Linked DNA regions of Homo sapiens: region 1 is linked to region 2. Evidence: chromatin loops called from intact Hi-C (ENCODE). Cell type or tissue: GM12878. All regions are shown on one strand. Region 1 has its middle 8.7 kb from the start of MIR4645. Region 2 has its middle 14 kb from the start of LINC02525.

Evidence for each region. A loop is a pair of places that touch in the nucleus more often than their neighbours do. Peaks named below come from ENCODE experiments on the same cell type or tissue, not always from the same donor. Only the 100,000 strongest peaks of a DNase experiment are listed, where the experiment ranks them.
Region 1: a loop joins it to region 2, with 3.0 times the contacts of the local background. A loop is called at or near these places in 1 of 110 quality-filtered maps.

What each region holds. Positions count from the first base shown.
Region 1 is chr6:2,861,517-2,864,016 of GRCh38, reverse strand. It overlaps the pseudogene SERPINB9P1. Among named protein-coding and RNA genes, the nearest start is that of MIR4645, 8.7 kb to the right of the region's middle. RefSeq lists an enhancer at 983-1,312. In GM12878, no CTCF peak of the experiment used is centred here; a DNase peak (open chromatin) is centred at 1,076; H3K4me3 peaks cover 263 bases; H3K27ac peaks cover 2,500 bases.
Region 2 is chr6:3,208,335-3,210,834 of GRCh38, reverse strand. No RefSeq gene overlaps it. Among named protein-coding and RNA genes, the nearest start is that of LINC02525, 14 kb to the right of the region's middle. RefSeq lists enhancers at 1,256-1,345, 1,346-1,640, 588-1,787. In GM12878, a CTCF peak has its summit at 1,528; a DNase peak (open chromatin) is centred at 1,424; H3K27ac peaks cover 2,095 bases.

The sequences.
Region 1 (2,500 bases), 350 kb after region 2:
CCACCTCCCCTTGGGGAGCCTTAAGAAGCCTCAGCCTGGGGGGATCATGTATGGCCTTCCTCCTAGGAGATGTGTTTGGATGATTAAATCCACGAGTGTATCTCAGTCCTTGGTGCAATGCCTGGGGCCGGATAGGTCCAGCGAGGTTGGATGTCGGCATGTAATCCCAGATACCCCACCTTCCACAGCTGTGCATCAGTGTTTCAAAGGAAAGTGATCTACACAGTTTTATTAAATAAACAACAGCAGCAACTTGTGTGTGGGGTAGGGAGTCTTAAAATCAGCAAGGTAAGGATAGAACGATGTCTCCATGTCTATCTGTGCAGAAACTGTCTTGAAACACTAGGACACTGTCATGGGCTGGATTGGGTTGTTCTTCACTCCCCTCAATTCATATGTTAAATTCCTAACCTCCAGTATCTTGGAATGTGACTGTATTTGGAGACAGGGTTTTTACAGGGGTAATTAAGGCAAAATGAGGTCATTAGGTCACCCAATATGACTGGCGTCCTTATAAAAGGGTTAATTTGGACACGGACACATACAGAGGGAAAACACTAAAGAGCTATAGAGAGAGGAGGGCCATCTGCAAGTTAAGGAGGGAGGCCTGGAACATATTCTCCCTCTGAGTCCCAAGAAGGAACCCACCTTACTGACACCTTGATCTTAGACTTTCAGCCCTCAGAAATGAGACAATAAATACCTTTCTGTTGTTTAAGCTGCCCAGCCTAAAGTACTTTGTTATGTATGGCAGCCCTAGACAGTTAATACAAATATTAATATCAACAATTCGTCACAATGATTCCTTTTGGGTTTTTAAATGCAAATGAGTGCCTAAACACCAGAGATGATTTTCTCTTTAGCTGAATCATGTGAGTATTCTGAGTCAAGTTTATATTTTTAATAAGTTAAAACATTTTGCCTTCCCCTTTCCGTCATCTGGTTGTGGTCATCTGATTTGAATAACATCTGCTTTCTTTTAGAATGAGAACAAAGCCGTTACACTCATATATAAAATACCTTCTCACCACCTGTTTTGGGGGATTAATGGTAGTTTAAAAATTAAGTGCAACTCAAGTTGTGGCCAAGCAAGGCCGACTGACTTCCTGAGATGTTAGGATCCTGTTCTTGGGGCCACCTCATTTGTTTGCATGGCTCCAGGGGACACCTTTCACATTGGGTATGACTGGAGCATCATCCTTGAAGGTGGGTGACTCTGCAGCCCTGCCTACCCTCTGGTGACATCTGAAGTGTTGTTGACATCAGCTTTAATTCAGAGGAACTCTACACAAATGTCTTGGGTACTCCTGTGTGCTGAATACTGTGGGAAGACCATTCTTCAAGGACTTTATGATCCACTCCAAAGGTGGAAAGGCAAGCCCACCTTCAATATGACATAGAACATGGTAACAAAATAGATGTGTAAAGCACTTTTGCTACTTAGAAACACTTTAGATCCATTTGACTATTTGATTTTTTCTAGCTTTCTTGAGGTATAGTTGACAAACAAAAATTGTATACATTTGCAATGTACAATGTGATGTTTTGATATATGTCTTAGTCCATTTTGTGCTGCTATAACAGAATACCACAGACTAGGTAATTTATAAAGAACAGAAATTTATTTCCTCACAGTTCTGGAGGCAGGGAATCCAAGATTGAGGGTCTGGCATCTGGTGAAGGCCTTCTTGCTGCCTCGTCCCATGGTGGAAGGTGGAAGGCAAGAGAGGATGAGAGACAAAAGAAGGCCCAAATTGTCCTTTTATAAGGAATCCACTCCCCAGATAAATGCATTAATCCATTCATATGGGCAGAGCCCTCATGATCTGATCACCTCTTAAAGGTCTCACCTCTTAATACTGTTACAGTGGTAATTAAATTTCAACATGAGTTTGGGAGGGAACAAACATTTAAACCATAAATACAGATACATTGTGAAATGATCACCATAGTCAAGCAAATTAACATATCCTCCACATTTACTTATCATTTGTGTATGTGATGAGAACATTCAGGATCTACTCTTAGCACATCTCAAGCATACATTCTCATGAACTTTCATAGCCATGCTGTACCTTAGATTTCCAAAATGTGTTAACTTTGAGTACCTTAAACTTTTTGAGGTAGTCTGTCACGCAGGCTGAAATGCAGTGGTGTGATCTCAGCTCACTGCTACCTCCCCCACCTGTGTTCAACTTATCTTTCCACTTCAGCCACTCAAAGTACTGAGATTACAGGTGTGAGCCAGAATGCTCAACCCATAATTCAAACTTTATACCCTTTTGTGACCGGGAATTGGTGGGGTTTTGGTCTCACTGACTTCAAGAACAAAACCGCAGACCCTCATGATGTGTTATAGCACTTAAGGTGGCACATCTGGAGTCTGTCCTTTATTGATGTTCAGATGTATTTGGAGTTTTTTTTTTCTGGTGGGTTCACGGTCTTGCTGGCTCAGGAGGCAAGCTGCAGACCTTCGTAGTGAATGTTACAGTTCTTAAGG
Region 2 (2,500 bases):
GAGACCCTGTTTAAAAAAAAAATTAATAAATTTAAAGAAGTAAGGTTAGAACAGCCCTGGAAGAATTGAGAGATTCTAAATCCTGGAAGCAAAGGACTTCCAAGCCACAGGATTCTTATCCTAGCTCAGCCTCCTACAGACTGGCACAGCTGGTCCTGTCACAGGCTTCCCCTCCTGCTTCCTCTTCCCTTCCTCAGCACTGTCTGGGTTGGGTGCAAGCAGGGGGTCTCAGTCGTGAGACCACAGCGGACCTGGGGTGAAGGCGCTTCTGGGCATGGGCCTCCTCCTTTCTCTCATTCCTGGACATAGCCCAAGGATGGACCTCGGCCTTCGGGTCCTGTATTGCTCCCTCAGTTATCTCTGGGCCACCGGTGATGGAGACACTTCCTCATGTAGACATTCAGCATTGTCTTTGGGGTGTTCCATCACCTTCAGTAGATCCTGGGGGTCTCTGTGGCCCTGGTCTGGGGCTCCTCACTGGCCTCATCCCGCTTCTCCTGATCCTGCTCAGGTTTCCTCGGGCAGAGCTGCTTGCCTGTGACAGTTCCAGCCTTCACTGAACTCCTCTGTCTGCCCCAGCAGCAGGGGCTACAGCCTGAGCCTGATTATGCTGGAGGTTATAGGGACTCAGTGGGCCACATCAGCTCCTGGGAACACATGCACCCCCAGCAGCACAGCCCTAACCTCATTAACTTATCTTAGAACCACTCATAAGTCTCTAGTTCCTCTGAGTGGTTTCTTTAGCTTATAGCTCATGCTCCCAGCAATAAACAAAAAGAGCTCGTTTGCTAAAGGTTCTGTGTGATTCTTGGAGCATCAAGCAGCTCTGCCCCCGGGGCCCAAATGATAAGCAGGCGTCACTCCACTCACATGCCCTGTGACTTGGCAAGCTCCTTAACCTCTCTGGGCTTTAGTTTCTTTATCTGTGAAATAGAAATTTCATCTGTGAAATAGTAACGATCATTATGATTCATAAGGTTAAATCCAAAAGAGTACCTAGAACAGTGCCTGGTGTATAGCAGTTCTTGACATTGTTGGTTATCATCGTTGTCATTGCTGAAGCCATTCAAGGCAGTGCAGAAGAATTCTCACCTCTTAGACAGAGTGCCCCGTAAAGCAAGCACCCTTGGGAGCCGTGGCTGGTGCCCAGGTCAGAGAGCAGGAAAGTGGGAATTCCATGTGGTAACTGAGTGAGGGGGAGTCATGAGTCACACTCTGGGGACTCTCCAAAGTACTAGGTTGAATCATATGAAATTGCTGGGGCTTTTGGAGAAAACCATAGGTTTCTATTAGTGTGGCCCCACTTGCAGTCTCAAGCAGAGGAGACTGGGAAAATACGGATTTCTCAGGTCTCCCACTCTTCCTACTTCTTCCGGGTTCTCCTGATGATTCATCTGCAGGGCGGAGCTTCTGAGTCTACACCCGGCTCCTCTAACCCTCAAGTGCCTACTCATCACCTGGGGATCTAGTTAAATGCAGATTCTGGCTTAGTTGGTCTAGGGCGGGGCCAGAGATTCTACATTTCCACCAAGTTCCCAGCTGATGCCGCTGCTGCCTGATCGTGCTGCGAGGAGCAGAGCTCTAGCATGTCGTCAGCAGGCCTTTGACTCATCCTAGCTCCAGAGATCCCAGAAGTCGCCCTTTCCCTTGCAGCCCCGGTAAATTAAAAACAGAATGAAACAAAGCTGCAGCAGGGCAGCAGCATCTGTGTCAAATTCCCCCACCCCACCTGTCTGGAGAGTTTCATAGGTGACACTTTTCGCTGCAGGCCCATTAAGCCTATTAAAAGGGATCTTTTTCCCTTTCCTTTCTTCACTGACCATTTGTTCAACAGATATTTACTGAGCACCCACCATTGACAGATACTACACTAAGAAGAGAGATTCCAATCTATGCTTTGTACTGCAGCCAGGGTGATTATCAGAATTGAAAACCTGATCCTGTTATTTCACTTCTTAAACTCTCATTTCCCTGAAGTATAAAGTGCAAGTGTCCTAATACAATGCTGAATACCCTCTGAAAGCAGACTTCTACCCTGATTGACAGTCACCCTACCTCTAGCCCTACCCAGTACCTGAAAGCTTCCCCTGCTCCCTGCTGACCAGCCCCCAAGCTTGGGCTCCTGCTCTCTCTCTCTCTCTCTCTCTCTCTCTACCTCACTCTTCCGAGCCTGCCCTTGCCACCTCATCCATCACTCATCCTTTTCAAGATAAAGCTCCCCACCACGCCGTTCAGGGAGTCTTCTCGGAACCGAGGTGGATTTCCTAAGCCCCCTTGGTTCTGACAACTTTACATAGAAATTCTGTCAGTTCCTTTCTCCACAAAACTTTAAGTTTCTCAGACATAGAGAAATGTCTCAGTCATTTCCCCATCAGCCAGTTTTGGCGGAGCTGCATTTCGGTCTAAGCGCTATGCTGCCTGGTAGGAATTCCTTCTTGCCTGCAAGTTTTCCCGTCTCAGAGGTTCATGGCCCCGACCTGCTTCCAGTCATTAGTGTTGG